Linked DNA regions of Homo sapiens: regions 1 and 2 are each linked to region 3. The links are chromatin loops, found by intact Hi-C in ENCODE. Cell type or tissue: prostate gland. All regions are shown on one strand.

Region 1 (2,500 bases), 160 kb before region 3:
AACAAACCCCCAAACCTAAAATAAAAGTTAGGAAAACCTAATTTCAAAAGGATATATGCTGCGTGATCCCATTTATAGAACATTTGTGAAATAACATTCTTAGGGGGATGAGGGACAAGTTAGTGTTTGCCAGGGGTTAGGGATGCAGGAGGGGGTGAACGTGGCCCCAGAGAGGTAGCATGAGGGGTCTTGTCCCATTGGCGCCATCTTGATTGTGTGTGGGTACTATTTCGGTTGTGGTTGAGAAACTGCACAGATGCACATGCGCACACACACGCACACGAATGCACTTAAAGCTAGAGAAATCTGAATAAGCTTTGTCGGCTGTACCAATGCCAATTTCCCGGTTTTGATTTTGTCCTCTGGTTTTGGGGCATGGTGGCCTTAGGGGAGGCTGGGTGAAGGGTGCATGGGACCTCCCTGTACATTTCTTTGCAACTTCCTATGAATCTGTAATTATTCCGAAATAAAAAGCTTAAAATATGACCATTGAGTTATTAATGGTAAGGAGTCAGCATAAGAAGAAGACATGGAAATTTGGTGTGCCCAGTACACATGTTGCCCAGGTGGGGCTCCTGCCAACGGAGTGCCCAGTGGTGGGAATGTGAGGTTTTCAGGACCCAGCATGCTCTGCAGAGCGGGAGAGAGGACGAGCCTGCCGCCTTGCTAAGGAGGGCTAGTGTAGATTTACCCTCTTTCCAGCAGAGATGAAGATCTTGGTCAACGGCATCTCTCACGGGTACGGAGATAAGCATTAAGATTTATGAGTAACTTGAGGGAGAGTGGGAGAATGTTGCTTTTTTTCCCCCAGACCTGGCCTCTAAGGAGACTTGGCTGTCTAGTTATAAAGGGTACATAAAATGCTCTGGAAGATGAGATTACATTAACTCCTGGAAATACCAAAAGTACTTTATTTTAATGTACTTGTTCTTGTAGTTATGAGCAATTTGGATAATTACAGTTGGCAGGGATGCGCCGACGCACATACGCTGGAGTTACATATTATCCCAGCCTTGATCCTGGGAATATCACAGCCCTTCACCTGTGACACTGGAGTTTAAACTGGAGCTAAGGTGTAGCCAGTGTCTTCTAAACAGAATGGGTATTGGATACAAGCCCGCTGTTAAGTCATTGCTGTCACCTAGGTAAACACGCCTTTGTAACACAGTTATGAGAAATGGACACCAAAGAGAAATAAATACTATACTGCTATGGGATATTCCTGAATGACCCAGCTTGTGGTTAGACGCATTGCTCCACCAGACAAGTTTACAGTGAACTCGGGGCAGGTGTCTTGCAGTTATATGGGAAGACAAGGAAGCTCTCAATAGGAAATGCTTCTGCAAACACACTGCTCGCTCACCATAAAGAAAGGCTGCTTCTAACATTGCAGTAGTACCCTGGAGTAAAGCCCGTCCTTTCCCCATTTTCTCAGGGGAAATAAGTACTAAGGAAGTGCCACATGCGATATTATCATCAAGCGCCACAACTCTCAAAGGGCTGCTTCTCTTAAAAAGCCCCGAGGGACTCTGTTGCATAGTGAGTTTAAAGATGCAGAAAATCAAAACTTCATCTGCACTTGAGTAATAACACTCCGTTGCTGGATTACTAAAATATGATTCTAGGATGGAGATTAAAGGGCGACACCTCAGCTCCCAGCCAAGCCCTGAGGTTGTAATTCTATGGTGGGAGAGGCCCCTTAGGCTTTCATATTAACAGTGTGGTTAGGGAGGTTGCCAAGGGTGGCTTTGCTGGGGATGTGAAGGTGTCACTGTCACCTTGCTGGGCATAGACAAGGCACTTGGAATGGACAGCTCCAGGGCTTTCACTCCTATCTCCCTAAAGGAATCTAAGGGTTGGGCAGACACCTAGCGTGCCAGGTGCAGGCAAGTCACCTGGGTGAGATGGGCAGTATATTCCAAAGTGTTAGGCCTCTTAGGCTCTTATTTCTGAGTAATAAGCACTTTTTTGAGTGTGTTGGCTTCACATTTGATTGAAACATCAAAGCATCACAGTTTCTGTTATGTTCAAATTGGGTCAAACAAGTGCCATCCAGACAGGGTATGGACTTTCATACCTTTCATCATCATTGCTCTACACGTTGGATGCTGGTTCATGTTTAATGAAATGTATTAAAGTTGAAATCCCAGGATGCCCTAGTTTTACTAAAACAGTGAATCTTGTACATTAATCTGTGCAAACTAGCTCCATGGCCCGGAGCCCTGGCAGCTCAGCTGTCCCTCTTCCATCCTCCACACTGCCAAGGGGCAGTGAGAGGCTCCAGCATACCTTCCTTCCAAGAGCACTGTCACCAGTTCCCCCTCCCCACCCGTCTTCCCCACTGCCTGGCTCCCCTTCCACCTGAGCCTGCCACGTGCTCCTGAGCAGTTTCCCCTTCCGTTAGCCCAGAGCCTTCCCCATGCCCTCGAGCTGTTTCCCAGGACCCTGCCAGCCAGCGCAAAGCAGGAAGGTGCCTTTCGGGCAGTTTGCTGTTTGTGGA
Region 2 (2,500 bases), 65 kb before region 3:
GAGGAAGCCATGCAGAAAGGTTTGGGCTTCCTCAGGGTTCCCTGCGTGGCAGGAATGGGTGCTGGGAGGGATGGTAGCCGAGGAGGTCAGCGCAGTGACCCTGAGCAGAGCTTTGCTGTTGCACGGGATGAGGATTGCATTCTGTAGGGCAGCAGCTGTCTCCAAGGCTTTGTTAAGGTGGAAAACTTCTGTGATCAGACGGGGATCATTCAGTCCAGGGACAAACAGGCCCATAGCAGGTGGCGAGACCAAAGCCAGGTAGACAGAGGTGTTGTGTTTGTCACTGAGAGCCTTCGAGGACCATGTCCAGGCGTGATGTCAAGGCTGGAAGTGAACCAGGGGGACCTCACCCTCCTTGTGACCTGGGAGTATCATGAAGGGAAATGCAAAGGGCGTTTTCAGAACGGGATCCAGATGCAGAAGACGGGAGTGTGTGTGTTTTCCACGTCTTCTTGCTGGTGCAGGCGGTGGCCCTGCCTGGCTGGCAGGTGCTGGCCCCTGCTCTCTGTGCATTCTCTCACCAGGGTTCTCTCTGCCCACATCATCCAGAGACCCAGACAGGTGGCCTCACTCACAGATTTCCACCTGGAGCGTTAGGCAGGGTCCCTGCTGGCAGCAGACCTGCAGATGACCCAAGTGTGCACCTGTGCTGTGTGCTCACCCAATGGCTGAAGCAATATGAACCTCTTTACTTTAGTTTTTTTATGATAGAAAAAAAATAACAGTATCCTCTTTAATGGACTGTAAATGCCCTTTCCAACATCACTGCTGTTTCAAGATGGAGGACATCTGTATTTGCTTTTGTTGAGTACTTAGTAGCAATTCACTTAATACAAATGTGAAATACAAGGTTGGTAACAGAATCTCCCCTGTGAATCAAACCATTCATTCAAGTAGCAATCTGGGCACTGCTGAATTAGACACACGCCTCCCCCATGTGGTTGAAGAGGGGACACAGCTGTTCTACCAGGAGGAGGTCCCAGGCATCAGGAGGAAACAGAAGCATGCCGCAGGGCTCTGGGCATCCCTGGAGCACCTGCTGCTGCGGTCTCTAGCAGAAACGCAAGTTCAGGGGCAGGGCTGGAGGGCTCTCTGTTGCACCACTGTCCTGCCTCTTTCTTTCCACCTAGTCAGGTCAAATCACTTTGCCCAAAGAAGTTTCAGAAATATCTGTAAGACAACAACAGAAACTGTGAGCACTTTCTTTCTTGCCGGTGAGATATTTATTTGAACATGTTGCTCTGCAGTGGGCGAACCCTTCACGGTGTCTGCTTCCTTTTGTCTGAGATGCTGGGGTGCTGCAGCAGAGATGCAGAGGGCAGTGCTTCAGCTTGAGGCTGGCATGTGTGGGCAGCACTTTTGCAGGTGATGCTGTTTCTGCAATAGTGAGTCTGTCATCCCAAGCACAGGGATTCATTGGAACCATCTCTGCATCCTACAGGATTGTGGACTTATAGGGCAACAGAGACCCCGGAGATCCGAGTCCAAATGCCCTCTCTTCACTTGCCAAAAGTCTCATATTTATTAATCAGAAGAACTAGCACTAAGTCCCCGGGCTCGCTCCTGATTTTTTACTCTGTTTTTGAGTGGGCTCTGGTAAGCCCACATCCACAGGCATTGCTGAAGATGGAAAGAGGGTATCTATGATCAGATTAAGGTATGTTGAGCTGAAGCATGTTTTCAAAATACTAAAACTTAAATTTTGGAAACTTAGAACTTTAAAAAGCAATTAAGGCCGAGTGCAGTGGCTCACGCCTGTAATCCCAGCTACTTGGGAGGTTGAGGCAGGAGAATCGCTTGAACCCAGAAGGTGGAGGTTGCAGTGAGCCAAAATCCCGCCACTGCACTCCAGCCTGGATGACAGGAGCAGAACTCTGTCTCAAAAATAAAAAATAAAAAGCAATTTAAATTTTGGGGGACGTTTCTATAGAATCTGTTACACATTTTCTGGCTTACTTGTACAATCTTTTTCTGTTAATGCCAGATTGTCTCTGCAGGTATTGATGGTTGAGCTGATAGCTCAGAGGCCAAGAAAGCTCCAGTCTGTCACTCCAAGACCACTGTGACCTTGGGCACGATACTTAAAGATCCTAAGTTGAAGGTGGTGCAAAAACTGACTTTCTAGCAGGGTTGCCTGATAATTGTAGGGCACTTAGCACAATGCCTGGCATTTGGCAAGCCTCCCCAAACTTGTAATTATGTTGATGGTGATGACGATCAGAATGGCAGTGCCCTCACGAATTACTGGCGAGGGAGACTTTATGTACTTGTACTGAAAGGTGCCAGATTTCTGGTCTATGTTCAACTTGATGATTATTTCATTTCTTCTCAGTCAATTCTCAGAGTTGGTTTATATCCACTTAAAAATGTTTAAATTGTGTCTCCCATCCAAGTACTGACCCTGCTTAGCTTCCAAGATCAGTCAAGATTGGATGCATTCAGGGTGGCATGGCAGTAAATGAAATTTTTTATCATGGCAAAATATGCATAACACAGAGTT
Region 3 (2,500 bases):
CTGCAAGTGCTTGGATGTAACTACAAGCAGAGCTTCTCCCCTGCACATGGAAGTGGCCCAAGCCAAGCAAGGCCAGGGAGGCGCGGGGAGAGGTGCAAAGTGCAGAGAGGAGCAGGGAGAGAGACCTGGGAGAGGAGTGAGCACAGAGAGGGTCCCGGCTCCCTGACTCATTGGCCAGGAGGCACCTGCCCTCATCGTATCTGTGCCTTCGGTAAGGGGCCGGGACTCAGCTTTGCCCTCCTCCTGCTTTCCTCGCATCTCTACTGAAAATGCACCTGTTTGGACCTGTTACCTCGAAGGCATGAAGACTTTCATAAGTGTTCACCCTGCCACTGCTGCAGAGCCCATGTCCAGGGGAGCTTCCCACACTCAGGGTGAGGGCACATTTGTGGATCACAAAATCAACTTTGTCACCACCAGCTTTTTGGTCCCTTCCTTTCCCCTCCTCCTCTCCCTCCCCTTTCCCCTCCCCTTCCCCTTTCCTTTCCAACGGGGTCTCATTCTGTTGCCCAGGCTGGAGTGCAGGGGTGTGATCACAGCTCACTGCAGCCTCTACCTCCCGGGCCCACAGGGTCCTCCTGCCTTAGCCTCCCAAGTAGCTGGGACTATAGGCACCTGCCACCATGCCCGGCTAATTTTTGTATTTTTTGTATAGATGGGCTTTCGCCGTGTTGGCCAGGCTGGTCTCAAACTCCGAGGCTCAAGCAATCTGCCTGCCTTAGCGTCCCAAAGTGCTGGGGTTACAGGTGTAAGCCAGCGCCGCCTGACCTTGTTTTTCTTTAATGAAATGATGGCCTTTGGTGGTCTGAGCAAGCTCTGGGGAAGACAGCCTGGTTGCTCCCTCCCTCCCAGCCCCTGGGGTTCATCTCACTCAGAAGGGAAGCCATCTCCAGGGCCTCTCAGTGGTGTGGCTGCTGTTACACGGGCCCTGAGATCCCCACCCAGAGGATCTTCCTGTTGCAACTCCTTTTTTATCTCAACCTAGCCTGTTCTCACACAACGTCAACCTGGTGTCTTACTGAATGAATCCCTTCTCATGTTTGTATTTAAAAGCACTAAAATACTTTCGAACTACTTGACCTTAGTTTATACCTAACCTGGGGCAAGTGTTTTGGAACAACAGAAGTGACAAGAGTGCTTACAGGACGCTTAGAATGGTACTGCTGTTCTCTGGTCCTCATTAATCAAACCACAGCTGGAGGCCTTCGCTGGAAAGTGTACGACATGGCTCAGACTTGGGATGGCACAAACCAACACCTTCTGAGCCAGGCCCAGGCTCAGGCCCAACCAGTACACGATGTGCCTCCAACTTTGCCGGGAGACCATCCGCGGCTTCCAAAATTCCCCGAGCAGCGTGCGCACACCCACAGCCATCCAGCCAGGGCAGACTTCGGCCGGCTCTTAAGGTTTTCTTCCTAATGAGGAATTTTCAGCATCCTCAGTTCTTGTTTAAAATGGCACACAAAGCCCAGGTTGTTCCCTGAACTGCAAACCTGTCTGCTTTTCACCTTTTCCCAGCCTCTCTGGCTGGAGGGCGACAGCAACCCAGGTGAGACTGGGGAGGCCCCAGGCCCCGGGCTGTCCTCCCATTTCCCTTCCAGCTTTCAGCACAGCTGCCTTCTCTAATGCCACAGGCAGATTCGTGCTTTACTGCAGAAAGTGGTATTTCCTAGCTCATAATTTAATTATTTTAGAAAAGGCTATCTTTTTAGTTTTACAGATGTTAACTTTGCATCTCAAAGTTAAATGACAAAAAAATAATAAATAATGTAAGACAGACCAGCTGTCCAGCAAATAATCCAGAGAGAAATGCAAAAATGTTCTGGACAGCCAGGGCTGACCCATCTATGCCTTCAGAATGAAGCTGTGAAGTTTCTTTTTATTTATTTATTATTCCCGAAGCCGTGAATTTTAAAGAGGCCTGGCCAGGGACACAATCACTAAATAAAACAAAGAAGGGGATCCTGACTAGCTGGGCCGTCTGAGTTAACCAGACGTCATTTATTATCAACAGCAGTCCCTACGCTGGGAAGACAGCAGAGGTGTGTAGACAGGTAGTGCCAAGCGTCTTTCTCATCCTGAATCTCCTTTGTCCAAGCTCAAGGCCTGTGATGAAGACTCACTCTCAGGCCTTTGGGGTACAAGAGGCTGCCATGGTTATTCTGTTTGGAAAACACTTCCAGAGCCCTGACCCCACGGTGCATGGGTGGCTCTGCCTCATCACCCAGCAAGCCTGAGGGGACCTGGGTGAGCTTCTTCTTTGCCCTCCAACCCTGCAGGGGCGTCAGGGCACCATGCAACTCATGCCCACATGCACTTTGATGGAGAGCGTCCCAGGCTGGGGACACACACCAAGGCTTGCCATCACGTTCTTTTCATCAGTGTAACAGCGGTAACTGTCCAGGGACACGCAACCTCCTTGTCTCCCATCACACTCCGTGGCCCAAACACAGCACAGCTGGAGCCGGGAAATATCCACTAGGTGAATGCCCATCACTGC

The links. Peaks named below come from ENCODE experiments on the same cell type or tissue, not always from the same donor. Only the 100,000 strongest peaks of a DNase experiment are listed, where the experiment ranks them.
Region 1: a loop joins it to region 3, with 2.2 times the contacts of the local background. A loop is called at or near these places in 2 of 110 quality-filtered maps.
Region 2: a loop joins it to region 3, with 2.6 times the contacts of the local background. A loop is called at or near these places in 3 of 110 quality-filtered maps.

What each region holds. Positions count from the first base shown.
Region 1 is chr15:25,837,703-25,840,202 of GRCh38, reverse strand. All of the region lies in intron 1 of ATP10A (ATPase phospholipid transporting 10A (putative)), which reads left to right. Among named protein-coding and RNA genes, the nearest start is that of MIR4715, 9.9 kb to the left of the region's middle. RefSeq lists enhancers at 1,882-2,381, 2,382-2,500. In prostate gland, no CTCF peak of the experiment used is centred here; a DNase peak (open chromatin) is centred at 1,153.
Region 2 is chr15:25,738,468-25,740,967 of GRCh38, reverse strand. All of the region lies in intron 2 of ATP10A (ATPase phospholipid transporting 10A (putative)), which reads left to right. It also overlaps the pseudogene RNA5SP390. Among named protein-coding and RNA genes, the nearest start is that of MIR4715, 110 kb to the left of the region's middle. In prostate gland, a CTCF peak has its summit at 937 (motif pointing left); no DNase peak of the experiment used is centred here.
Region 3 is chr15:25,673,932-25,676,431 of GRCh38, reverse strand. It overlaps a transcript of ATP10A not described here. Among named protein-coding and RNA genes, the nearest start is that of LINC02250, 96 kb to the right of the region's middle. RefSeq lists an enhancer at 2,309-2,500. In prostate gland, no CTCF peak of the experiment used is centred here; a DNase peak (open chromatin) is centred at 1,281; H3K27ac peaks cover 1,707 bases.